2 separate regions of the Homo sapiens genome follow, and region 2 is linked to region 1. Evidence: chromatin loops called from intact Hi-C (ENCODE). Cell type or tissue: IMR-90. All regions are shown on one strand. Each heading gives the region's core, and the rest is flanking DNA. Links, peaks and the distances in the headings are about the cores only.

Region 1 (8,690 bases), core at 2,839-6,838:
TGAAGACGTCTATAGCCTAATTGGATGCTTGGATTTGGGAGCTCAAGAACCTTGGGAACTTGAGTACTGCTCCCCACACTTCTCAGGTCCTCCCAGCAGCCTCCAGGCCCGCTGTTGAACACTGTGACTCTGGGGACCCGGCTTGCTGTCATTTGTTGGTGTGTCTGTTGTGGCAAATGTTCCTGCTGGAAGTCTGGACCATCGAGAGCAAATGCTTGTTTCCTTGGATCCTGCTTCTCACCATGTGACTTTAATAAAAACAGATAGAAACTGTCACTGTTTCTGTGACAAGATGTGTAGGCTTCTTTCAGATGTGGAATCTGTACCCTGGGGTTTGCAGGCCTCAGTTGGATGTTAAATGCCCTGAGGTCTATGTGTGTAGACCTTGACTTGGATTATGAGCCCTGCTCCTATGCAGGAGAGAGGGGTAGAGCCGACTTCTTCCCTTTTGTAGGTTTTCTTGAGCTGTTGCCAAAACTCACTCCCAGCTATTTAAAGATTAGGAAATACATTTTTGAGAACTTGATTGGATGTAATTTCAGAAAAAGACACGTACATTTAGAAAAGACAATGTAAAATCCTAAAAGACCCAGTTGAAAGAACGAGTTGATGTTTAATTAAAAGCAGTGGGCATAAATGGATTCTGCACATTTTCGTGGATCAAGTTACCTAGAAAGAAAGAAAACTTGTGGGATGGGTATAATATAAACAGAAAGGGGAGTTAAAATAAAGACTTTAAGAAATTAAAATCAAAAGGGACTCTTCAAAAAGAGTGTCCGTCTTGGGTATTAACCTCCAACATTGAAATGAAAACAATTTTGAGAAGCTTAAAAAAAAAAAAAAAAGACAGCCCACATTGCGGCCTGCTTCAGATCTCTGGTGCTTTAGCTTTCTGTGGGAAGCTACAGTTTCCTGTCATTTGCTTGCTGGGTCTAGCATTTGTTCTCTGCCATGTGCATCTAGGATTTCTTACTAGCTATCCAGAGTTATGCTGCCTTGAAAGAAGAGGACATGTGGTTGTTCTTCTAGGCAAGGCCCTCACAATTTGTGAATCCAGTGTAATGGTTAAAAAGTGCTGAGCAGTAACCGGGAGACTTAGGTAAGAACCTAAGCCAGAGCTCATGTTTTCATTTCTCACTCACTGCGTGACTCGGGGGAAATTACTTTCCTTCTCTGAGACTCAATTCTCTCATTATAAATGAGATCCTTTCAGTGCTATCCAAAGGGACTTTCTGCCATGATGGAAATATTCTCATATCTGTGCCTTCCCATGCAGTGGCCTCTAGACAGTGGCTTTTGAGTCTTAGAAAAGTGGCTAGTATGTCTGAAGACTTTCAACTTCTTTTAATTTCAGTTAATTTTGATTTATTCTTAAATAGCCACATGTAGCTAGGGGCTAACATATTGTACAGAGCAGTTTGAGATGTTGCTGAAATCCTTTCCAGTTCTAACATTCTACGATTCCACACTCTGGTGCTGAGGCTTGCATTGCTGGCCAATCTCAAGCATTCGTCAAACTGTTATGCAGAACCTTGCGTGATCCACTTCTCATTTCTAGGGGAAAAAAAAGAGCAGCCAGGCAGAATTCTTCTTCCCAAATAGCTCATAGTTTTGTGGGAGAGAATCATACACTTCTAGAAACTGTAGGATGTTTCGGTTGGGACTCCTGGGAAAATGAAAAGTAGAATCAGCCTTCATCAATATTTGTTACACAAGGGTCTTTAACATTCCTCCAGCAAGGATGCACCACCAGGTAGTCTGTTCTGTCTGGGTCTGGCCCAGTTTTCCTCCTTAACCCAGAAACTAAAAGTAATCTGGACATTCACCCGCTGCTGAGTCAAACGTGGTTATTTTTAGTTTTGGGAGCCTTGAAACCTAATGAGGGTAAATGACCTAAAAGAATAGGAGTATGGGATTCTGTGTTTCATTCAGCGGATAAGCACTTACTGCATGCATTTTGAGTGTCAGACATTGGGTTAGGGATTGGGGGATACCATCGTGTGTGAGACAGGCAGCCCTTCATCTTGGGGAGCTTAGGAGAGGAGGCAGACAATGCACGAGAGGGAAGGATTTTAGATAGAGTTAAGAAAAGAAGATGGTGGCACTAATGCAAATAATAATTTTAAAAATCATTTAGGACACCACAACAAAAGATGCTGGTATTTAGCTTGCGGTCTCTGGTTGGCCATTGGTGTGGGAATAGTGAACTTGGAGTTAAAAAAAAATGAGTTCCGGGCCTGACTGTGCTGCTTACTTTGGTGTGAAGTTGGGGAAGTACAGGGTTGTTCTGGGGATACAATAATGTGTGTGAAAGGGCTGTGTAATCAGCTGAGCACTCTACAATGGTAAGATGCCATTACTATTGTGTAGGCTGCAAAATCTCCTTGTAGATAGTAATTGACTAGTTGAGGTTCTCTAGTTTGGAACACAGGAGGGAAGAGGAGACTCTCCAGAGGGACCGAGAATGTTGTGAGGAACATGAGAAGGATGCTGTGGGTGGAAGGGTCCTCAAACTGTCTTCTCTGAAGCCCTTGGCTTCCACTGAGGGGCTTCAGCAGCAGTATTGGCTAAGGTGCTAGCCCAGTGGGTCTGACTGTAATTTAGCTAGAACCAGGTATCTTAACTCTTCCCTATATTATACATACTAGCTATGTGTAAAGTGTTACTAAAGGTATCTTTTGGCAATTAAAAAAATACTGGTTAGGTGGATGCTGAGAGAAGGTGAGCTCAACAGGGGAGAGGGGTCAAGGAATGTTGGAGGAGCTCAGGCCAGCTTCCCCTCACTTTAGGATTTTGCTTCCTCTTAGGAAGTGGGTGTGAAACCGTGAGGCTGGCAGGAACCTGGGAGAATCCCTGGAACAGGATGGGGAAGGGGCAATGGCTGCACCAGGCATATCTCAACCTTATGTGCAGAGCACCTACAATTCCCATTGTGTTGCCCAAGTCCTGCAATTCATCTTGTGTCCCAAAACAAATACAATTAGGATTGACTGGTTATAAATTGCTTTAAATTTGGCTATAAACACAAAATGTGCTTGAATCACAGCACATTAGACTGGAAAATACCTAAACTCATCTTATCCCCTAACATCTTAATTTAACAGACAAGAAAACAAAGGCCAGAGTGGGGAATGGGCTTGCCTAAGATCCCAGAATCAGTGGCAGGGCAATAACCCTGAGGTTCTGGATCCTCCTGCAGAGGCAGAAACTTCAGAACCAGGAAAGGCTGAGGCTGAGTGGTCTTTTCCTGGCCCACAGTTTTCCTTCCCTAGGGTGCCTCATCTGTGTGACATCCCTGCCTAGTAACACATATGAAGCTGTTAGTACACACTGAATGCATGTTCCAGGCACTGCACTAAGCAATCTACTACCTTGCCTCATCAAATTCTTGGTGCTCAGTGTCTCCCATTTGCCCCTGCAGATCCACTTGCTGCTGGGTGCCTCATATGGAATGCATTAAGGGGCTGCCTTGTCTGTTGGGTTCTTATGGTTTCAGCTGAAGGGACGTATGGAGACCCCAAGGGGAGGAGGAGAGTGTGGTTGATGCATTTATTCATAAGCCTCCCTTTCTGTCAGGTTGCTACCAGCTGGCTGCGTGCCTGCATTGAAGGTCATAGCTCACATCACGGAGCTCCTACTTTCTTTGGATGTGGATACACACACTCTTCCAGGTGCCCCTTCGGGACTGATAATGGCACCCACTTTACTATCCTCGGGCGCTGCACCCTCCCTTGTGCTTTTTCTGCACTCTCCACACTCCTTTGTCAATAGTTCTTTTATGAAACCCTCCTTGGGTTATCCCAGTTTGAGTGCACCATCTGCTTTCTCCTGGGGCTCTCATGAATGTTCCACACAGCGACCCTATGAGGGTCATTCATTACTCCCACCTCACATGTGAGGAAATGGAGACACAGAAAGTTAGGAATGGACCCAAAATCACACAGCTAAGGAAGCCCAGGAGGTTCCAGAAACTTTGCTCTTGAACGAGGCATTGCAGCTCCTTGGAGAGCAAGTGAGGAGGGCGGGTGGGTGGGTGATAGGATGGTCCAGGGCTTGACTTCCATCACAGACAGCTTCTGCCTTCTGTCTAAAGTCCCTTTGCAATTTGGGCTTCCTCATTATTCCCTCCTGTCTATCAGCCCAGCCAGGGCCATTAAATGCTTGGTGGACAGCCTGTAAGAGTTGGCAGTGTGGTGGGGCCTAGAGAAAGTGGACAACAAAGTTCGTTTCTGTGGTTAAAATAAAAACTAAGACAAGACAACCCTTAATTAATTAAAGGAGCAGAAATAGCTCCCGGATGTGGCAGGGGCTGACAGCTTCTCCTCGATGATTTCATTCGGTGGTGATGGTTTTGTCAATATTACATGCTGCCCGGAACCACACACAGTCTCCTCTTCTGTCTGAGAACATTTTTTTCCCCTTTGAGTTGCACAAGCTCAGGCTGGGAGTGACAGAAGCCAGCCTATAGCTTCACTGACCTACTTCCCGCTGGCTCTCCAGCCAGCAGCCCACGCATCATCCATTTTAACCAGCTTTTCAAGGTCAGGACTTTTCACTGCAGAGACCGGCTTTTGCTTGACACAAAGCCAGGTGCCATCAATTGTCCTGTTTACTAAATTTTCAATGTTCTTTTTCTTTAGCTGAGCAAAAAGTATGGGTTGGGCTCCTGTTTAGGACAGATAACAAATGCAGTGACTTTGAGCCTAAATTGGCCACTTCATGTGCTGAAAAAGCAGGTTTTCCACTATTAATGGAGCACCTGGGCCAGACCAAATGCAAACAGTCAAGGATTTAGGCTGTCCCAGTAGACGGTCACACTCCTCTTTTTTTGTGATGCAGACAAATGTATGCTCCACATAAACACAATGTCTTATTTTTCACTTTTATGAAAGAATTATATGAAACCAGCTCTTCACAGATAAAAAGCAACTGCTTTGTGTATCTATTACTGTACCTTTCATCTCAACAGGCTTTGTGAGAAACTTCCAGCTGGAGGTACATTCTTTTCTGGTTTGATAAAGATAAATTGTATTCAGTAAGAGAGAAAGGGGAACATTTTCTTGATTATTCTCTAAATACGAAGTCGGGGGAAATGTGATTTTTTCCCCCAGTATTCAAAGAAGTTAGTCCCCTTTCATAATGACCCCAAATTTTCTGTGCTGCTCAGCATACTAAAACTGTTTGATCTTGAGAGAAGCTTGTTATGTATGGAGTTCTGGGAGCTCATTAGAGAATAAAGAGGACACGTCGCTTTCTCTACTAATATCTGCTAATCACTGGCTGTAAGGTACAGGCAATATGGTGTAGTGGTTTATGGCATAGACTGTGGAGTTTGAATGTCAGCTTTTCTCCTGCTATTGTATGAATTTTGGCAAGTTACTTACATTGTCCATGCCTCAGTTTCCTCATCTGGAGTGTAGAGATAATAATAACCCTTATAAGGGGTTGTAATGGGTAAATATTAGGTGTTTCAAACAGTGCTTGGTATGTAGTTAGCTTTTGTCTTAGCCCTTTCTGATTGTTGAAACAAAAAAAATGGATAATTTATAAACAACAGAAGTTTATTACTCACAGTTCTGGGGCCTTGGAAGACCACAATCAAAGAGCAGGTAGATTTGACATCAGGTGAGGGCCTGTTCCTCATAGATGGTGCCTTCTAGCTGTGTCTTTTGGTGGCAGAAGGGGCAAACAAGCTCCCTTGGGGCTCTCTTAATGCCTAATCACGAATCCCATTCACCTAAATCACTTGCTAAAGGCCACATCTCTTCGTACTATTGTGTTGAGAATTACATTTCAACATATGAATTTTGGGGGGACACAAACTTTCAGATCATAGTAGCTTTTAATAAGTGTTAACAATTATTTATCACATGAAGGATAGAAAGTCAGGAATAAATGCAGCCCTGTATGTATGAATGCATATGCATGCACATGAGTGTGGAACGAAGTTGGTTGTTTGCTGGGAGAAGGGAGCCTGGAGAAACAGGGAGCAAAGGAAGGGGTGGTGATGGATATTCTAAAAAAGGCTCAGTGAGATCCTGAGGACTGATTCTCTTCTCTGTTGACTTTCAGCACAAGAAGGAAGACAGGAAGAGGCCCACTGCCTCTCAGGTTGTTGTCCTTGCCTGGATAAGGAAGCAGAGAAATGTAAAGGAATACATTCACAAACACACATACACAAAGATAGAGAGGAAAATACATAGACAAAGGCATAGACTAGACTCAGGGAAAGTGGAAGATTTACAGGGGCAGCCACACAGAGTGAGGGAGACAGGGAAAGAAACACAGGTGCAAAGAGGAAGAGCAACACAGGGAAAATGTCCATGCATGTGCACACACACACACACACACACACACACACACCCCCCATACCAAGGAGATGACAGTTGTTCTGGTTTGTTGATGCTAAATTCTTGGATATAGCAGGATCAACATACTGCTGGAGTCAAATTGTGAAGTTGAATTATCTTTATGATCAAATGGCAACATTAAGATTATGTATATAAAGTTCCTCACACAGTGCCTGATAAAGAAAAGTTATTAATTTTAATAGAATCTTCTTTTAGTGCAGATACTGGCAGAAGAAACCCCTTTCCTGGAGTTTATGTGACCTTACCTTACAGAATGTTTCTTTCCCAGGGTGGGTGTATCTTGGTTCTGGAACCTCCTCATCTATCGGCATGTCCCCACCACTTTCTGATTTGCTTGTGAGAGTCATGGAGGACAGATGGGATATAACTACTATTTCCTCTCCACTAACAAGCTGGCAAACCTTAAAAGATTGGAGGAATGGGGGCTGGTGGGCAAAGGAATTTGGTCAAAGTACAGACAAAAATAAAATGTCCCTGACTGGGGTACCATATACAGTGAGACCCATACTAAGCAGTGTTTCATATGACTGTTTCATGATCTCAAAATCCTTATGGTTTCTTAAATCCCAAGGAAATGGGCCTGAAGACACAAAGAATGTAAACTAGATCTTTGAAATCCCCTTTGGTTATTCTCTAGAAACTTATTTCTGCAGAAGTGCCTTCTGATTGACAAAAGCTCACTTTTATATTCACAATCTCACTCTGTCAAGGTCTAGTCTGAAATCACCCTCAGAGAATATTGTGCAGTAACTTTTAAAAAGCCCAAATCCTGTCGATTTTTGCATTTAATTTATTGTTTTCCTTGGTCAGAGCTTTGCTTTGTACATAACCAAATCCCAGTTTTGAGTGCCTATCGCATACTGCTAAGCCATGATGTTGGAAGGCATTTTTTTAATTTAGAGCTTGAAATTCCCTTAGTTTACTTTCAAGTTCCTAGTCCTTTGGAAATTTATATAAAATTTCCCGGCCCCTCCCAGCCTCCTATTTTCTGCTCCCTTTGGAAGCAGTTAATTAATTTTATTTCTCAAAGATGCTTTGTTTCCTTAAGTAGTTCAGTCTGGCTAGTCTTCCTCTGGGTATCACTTTTCACCAGCATTTTATGCAAACTCATTCAGAAATAGCTCATTGTGGGCCAGTTTTCTCTGTTTGGAAGGACAATTGCTTATGAGGTCAAGGTCCTTATGCATCACTCAGTTATTCAACAGTCTTCCATGAGTCCCTGATTTGGACCATGTCCTCAGGATAAAAAGACTCAACTTCTGTCAATCCCTACCCCCACCCCATAGAGGCCCCAGTAGATGTGAGTGGAGCTCAGTGGGGTCTTCACAGGCACTTTGAGTGTGTGTGGGGGTTTATCCTGAAAATAAAAAAACATGAGAGCTGGTGAGTAAGACCAAGCCAGTGCCTTTGACAGGGAGTTGAGAGATCAGGAGAATACACTCATCTGTCAAGCCAGCAGGACTATAAATGGGAGATAGAACCAAGAGTCAGTTGCCAGACAAACAGCAGATCAGAAAGGGATTAGAGGGAATCAGTTCCAGGATGCCTGCTGTGAGCTCTGTTGGGGTGTTGACAGCTCAGATTTATGGTCTGGCAGGTACACAGTGCATGGAATACAGTGCAGGTGCACAGTGGCTGGACTAAAGGTACATGATCTGGAAGGGGTCTGTCCTGACTCACCATCCCTCAGGCCTTCCATGCAATATGGGATGGAGTGGGCAGCCCCCATTTCACTCAATGAAAGTACAGTGGAATATTCTGGGACATTCACACTTAAAGCCTGATGACTGACTTCTCTTCTGGGTCATCTCCTTTGCATGATTCTAGGTGTGGAGCTGGAAAAAGTATCTGTGATAATCTCGTGTTTCTTTTATTGCCTTCTCCAGCTTCCTGTCTTGAGCTAGAGGCTGAGTCTTGGGGTAGAGACTTGGATGAAGATCACAGGTGCAGACAGGTCAGGATAGAAGGAAGTGGTGATCAAGAAAGTGAATGTGCATAGATGGTGTGGCTTGAGGCAAAAGTCAACAAGACCATTTGCTGGTATGACTTAGGGTAGGTCTTGGGCAGAGGCAGATGATGATGACTGAGACACCTCAAGAATGGCCGGACTGATGGAACCAGGCAGAAGTCCAGTGTAGAAGTTTATCATTTTGGTTAGTGCATGATCAGAATCGCATGTGGCCTTAGAAGGGTGATAGCTCTACTCTAAAATCTACAATGATGATTTTCAAGGAGTTTTCAGGTTTAGGAGCAAAGGGTCCCTTCGGTTGTCCCTCGTGGGTATTATATTGATTATAATTGAATTGGATTTAAAACTGT
Region 2 (5,124 bases), core at 701-4,700, 85 kb after region 1:
GGGCATAGCCTCCCAGCCAACGTCTTTCTCCCGAGCTGGATGCTTCCTGCCCTCAACCCTGGACTCCAAGTTCTTCAGTTTTGGGACCCAGCCTGGCTCTCCTGGCCCCTCAGCTTGCAGACAGCCTATTGTGGGACCTTGTGATCATGTAAGTTCATACTTAATAAACTCCCCTTTATATATATATATATATATATATATATATATATATACACACACACACACACACACGTATATGTGTATCTCCTATTAATTCTGTCCCTTTAAGAGAACCCTGAGCAATACAGTGTTTCATCCCCAACCAACATTTCTGATACCCTAAAAGCAACTTTGATGAAAAAATTACCTATAAAATTGGTGTAACTGCTATCTATTGTAATCACTAGGTAAAATAAGCAGAAAATTGATTAGAAAGTTTGATGGGTAGTTTTAAAGAGCGCACGTTTTTCTTTCCTTTTTAAGCTTAAGATTCTGTAGATTGACAATTTCAGCTGGGTTCAGCTAGATGGCTCTGCTATATGTGGACACGGGGCTGGCTAGTCTTGTCTGGGGCAAAAGTCTGTGTCTGGAGTCTGCAGCTGGGTCAGCTTAGGGGCTGCTGATCATTTGCTCGTTGTCTCAATTCTGCTTCGTGTCATCTCTCTCATCTTTCAGCAGGGCAGCCTGGGAGAGAAGGCAAGCCCAATGAGCAAGCATTTTTCAAACTTCCCCTTAGGGCACACTTGCTAATCTGGCCAAAGCAAACTATGAGGGCAGCCAGAATTAAGGGGTAGAGAAACAGACTCCACTTCTTGATGGGAATTGCTGCAAGGGAACATTGTAAAGGGATGAGGAAACAGGGAGGGGATCATTTATGGCTGGTTTTACGGTTAAGCTCACCCTCCAGCTTCTGTCATTCTCAGTGCGATGTGGACAAATTTTGCCATGTTCACATACCATCCCTATTTAGTTTTAAAAGCATCAACTGTAACTTAAAAACAAAAGCCGTTCTAGCCTCATACTAAGCAATATTATCTGTGAAATCACAGACTTAATGGGCTAGTTATTGTTAATTAGTTGAATGGTGTCCCCCCAAAATTTATATGTTGAAGTCCTAACCTCCACTACCTCCAAATTTGACTTTATTTGGAAGTAGGGTCATTGTAGATGTAATTAGTTAAGATGGGGTCATACTGAAGTAGGATGGGTCCCCGATCCAATGTGACTGGTGCCCTTATAAGAAGACGGAGAATGCCATGTGATGACAAAGTCAGAGATTTAGAGTTACGCATCTGTGAGCCAATTAATGCCAAAGATTGCAGGCAGATGCCAAAGCCTGGAAAAGACAAGGAAAGATTCCCCTTCAGGTTTCAGAGGAAGCATGGCCTGCTGTCACCTTGATTTCAAATTCTTAGCATCCAGACCTGTGAACCAATAGATTTTTGTTTATTTGAGCTGCCTAATTTGTGGTACATTTTCATAGCAGTCCTAGAAAGTGAATACAGTTATTTTTAAAGATAAAATATTAAGCAAAACCATATGAAGTTGCCACTTTTTAAAAAATGTTTGAACAACAGCAGTGTCACAGTAAAATAAATAACTACTTGGTTATTAAGAAAGTTTGTGGACTACCTAAATTTATCTTGTATACAATCACTGATATATCACTATACTTTTGAAGATGTTGATTTAAAATGTTCTATTCAAAGATAAAGCATTTAAATTTCCTGGGAAGGTCAGGCTGTAGTTAACATTTCTCCCATACAATACTGTCTTTCCTTGTTTTACGCACTTGGGTAAGGATTAGAATAAAAATCTTTAGAATTCATTTGCAAATGCTCTAAACCTGGCTATTTTTTTTTTTTAGTACCAAAGTTAATTTTTTTAAAACACATAAATTGGCCTCTGACCTTGAGATATTAGAAAATCAAGGAGTAAATTTTCTAAAATAGACAAAATGTGCCATTTGGCTGCGAAATAAAATATGTGAATTGAATCAAGTTCCCTTCATTGAGGCAGTCCAAATTAACTTGTAACTACTTTAGTAGAATTAGATCCCAGTTACTTTTGCATGGAAATAATAAAAAAAAAAAAGAAATCTAAAATTTCTGAATCTTGCAAATACTAGCTAATTAGGAGACTTTATCTGTCATGATTATTTTGAGCAACTGATCATTTCCATCAATCAACCAAGCAACCCTGATAAGCCAATCATTTTTTAATCGATGTTGAGCCACTGAAAAGTTGCCATAGATACCAAATTCTACAGCCATCACAACAGAAAGTAAGGTTAGAATTGGAAGTGACAGGTGTATTCATCACATAGTTAACAAGCCTTTGAAGGGAAAGAGAGAGTTTGTCAGAGTCCTTAGGCTGGGTATAAAAGATTGCAAAGAACACTCAAACAATTCCCAAAGAGCACTTCAAAAGAAGGGAGAAGAATCCGGTTTTCATTAGAAATGCAGGAAGATGTTTGCCTGAAATTCAAGCTGTAAGTAACAAGTTCCTTGAAGTCTTGCTTGGCTGTCATTTACCCGGGGTCACCAGCAAGTTATCTTAAGAGTGGAGAGTTTCCTTTTTGTTTCCTTTCCTTTCTACATCAAAAGTAAATAAGGATGGTTGAGAGCGTGGGGCGGTAATAACTATAGAATGCAGTCCTGATTGCACTGTATATAAATGTGGAAATTTGAAAGTATATGCATTTATATAGATATAGATGCCCATATGTGTGTAGACATATATATGTATATTTACTTGTTAATACTTTTAGAATCAAAAAGTAGAACCAAGAAATATATTTTGAGAGTCACTGTACATAAGCCAGTATATATTACTAGTAAAAATATTGCATGTCTAGAACATTGGGAAATAGATAAAAAAGGAAAGGACTCACTTCAGGTGAAAAAAACTTAATGTATTTCAAAAGTATAGCACACAACTTCCTTTGGGGCGGGCGAGGCAAACTGGCTTCTCATCCTCGTTACGCACATCAGCAGTGGGACTATGTGGAAACACAGGGTTATCCTCAGGCTCCAGGAATGAGCACTGGAGAGAAGCAGTCAGGAGAATAGAGTTCCCACCCTGGCTTTGCCATTTACTCAGTGTAAATGCAAGTTTCTCTAAGACTGTGCAAACCAGGAGGGGAGGGGGGTCTGCCTAGATTGCTAAAGACTTCATCTTGCTCTAACATTCTTTGAGTCTGGGGTTATTTGTATCTATGCTACACAGCCAGCTGTGGCTTACAGGGACCCCTGTGTGGTTTGCACATCATGTCTAATCATCGGCTCCCATCCGCTTCCTAACACTGTGTCCCGGGGATCCCTGCACACCATTTTGGTTTCATGTTCCTAAAATGCTCCCTAACATTTGGGCACCATAAAAAGAAATCAGTTGAAACAGTTTGATAAATAAAGGAACGTAGGTCTGAATAAGTTCCTGAAGGGCACGCAGTGATCTGGGTGTGGAACCAAAGCAGGACGAGGCTCTGTTCCTCCCCTAGGAGGGTGGTTTCTCTGGGTTGCTCTCTCTGGGGAGCAGAATCTTGACTTTCATGCCCACTTGTTCAAGCATTTTGTTTTTCTCTCCTCTATGGTACCTGGAGGAAGAATTTTATTTGGAACTCTGTTATAACTACCAAAATGTCAAGGGAGGAGAAGCAAATCCATATCATGGCATAAACAGTTTACCAAGTAGTCTGTCTGTCTGTCTACCTACCTACCTACCTATTTCTCTCTCTCTCTCTCTCTCTCTCTATTGTCTGTTTGTCTAGCTAATCTATCTTTTCATCTATTTATCTTTCTATTTATTATCTATACCATCCAATATCTGTCATCTATTTATCTAAACTTATATATAAATTAGTAACCCAGTGTGAGTCTGATATTAAGTACCTCTAATATTCCCTCTTCTTTTTTTCTATATCTCAGGTCATGGCTATGATCAAAATCAATGCATGATGAGTAGTGACTTCTTTCTTGCTTGTATGTGTGTCACTTAAAAAATTCCTATGTTTCAGTCCTCTCCTGTCCTCAACACAGTCAATGGTTTAATGCCTTGCAAATGTATTAATGCCTTACATACCAGCATTTCTAATCTACATAAATGGATTTTTTTATAGATCTCATTCTGTTTCTTGCTTTTTTTTTTTTTTTTCCAGATTGAGTCTCTTTCTATCACCCAGGCTGGAGTGCAGTGGTGTGATCTTGGCTCACTGTAACCTTCACCTCCTGGGTTCAAGCGATTCTCATGCCTCAGCTTCCCTAGCAGCTGGACTACAGTCGTGCACCATTACTCCTGGCTAATTTTTGTATTTTTAGTAGAGACAGGGTTTTGCCATGTTACCCAGGGTAGTCTCAAACTCCTGGCCTCGAGTGATCTGCCCACCTTGGCCTCCCGAAGTGCTGGAAGTACAGTGTGAGCCACGATGCCCAGCCTGTTCCTTGTATTTTTATTCACCAAGCACTATACAGATCCACCCTTATTGCTGTGTGTCTTCATCTTTTTGATTTGATATTCATTCAGTAAAATATTCATTGAGAATATACTATGTGCCAGGAACTGTTCTTAACTGGAAGATACAGTGATGAACTCTGAAAATAAGATCTTTACTCTCTTGGAACCTACATTTTACCGGGAAGAAACAGACAATAAACAAGTTAACACACAAACAGTATAATTTTGGGGAGTGATCAGAATAATCACTGTGAACAGAATAAAAGATGGGGAGATGATGATGCCTGCAGGTCTACAGTAGATGTGGGGATGGGTCAAGGTTGCTCTAAGGAGGTCATATTTGAGTTGTGACCTGGGGGAAGATCATTCCAGGCAGAGGGTAAAGCAGTGTGGTGTTTACAAAAGACTTATATGTTCAGAAGCAGAACTTGGTAACCCATTGAGTGAGTGGTGAACCCCTGAGGCAGGAGTGGTTAAATACACTCTGATGTACTTTGAGCTGCTTTGGTCCTTTGTGTCCTTTCCTGGGCTTGATGTGAGGTGTGGGTATGAGTGGACAATAGGCAGCAGCCACGGGACAGTCATTGAGTTGTCAAACACTCTTCCTTGATCACAATGAATGGTTCTTCTTTTTCTGTCCTTCCCTCCTTCCCTTTCTTCCTCCCCCGCTTTCTTCCTCCCCTCTTTCTTCCT

The links. A loop is a pair of places that touch in the nucleus more often than their neighbours do. Peaks named below come from ENCODE experiments on the same cell type or tissue, not always from the same donor. Only the 100,000 strongest peaks of a DNase experiment are listed, where the experiment ranks them.
Region 2: it touches region 1 in a loop (2.3-fold over the local background); 1 of 110 quality-filtered maps calls a loop at or near these places.

The regions. Positions count from the first base shown.
Region 1 is chr2:220,001,992-220,010,681 of GRCh38, forward strand. The region is part of intron 1 of LOC105373891 (a long non-coding RNA gene); the gene reads left to right. Among named protein-coding and RNA genes, the nearest start is that of MIR4268, 100 kb to the left of the region's middle. In IMR-90, for the core only: no CTCF peak of the experiment used is centred there; a DNase peak (open chromatin) is centred at 4,430.
Region 2 is chr2:220,089,586-220,094,709 of GRCh38, forward strand. All of the region lies in intron 2 of LOC105373893 (a long non-coding RNA gene), which reads left to right. Among named protein-coding and RNA genes, the nearest start is that of MIR4268, 190 kb to the left of the region's middle. In IMR-90, for the core only: no CTCF peak of the experiment used is centred there; no DNase peak of the experiment used is centred there.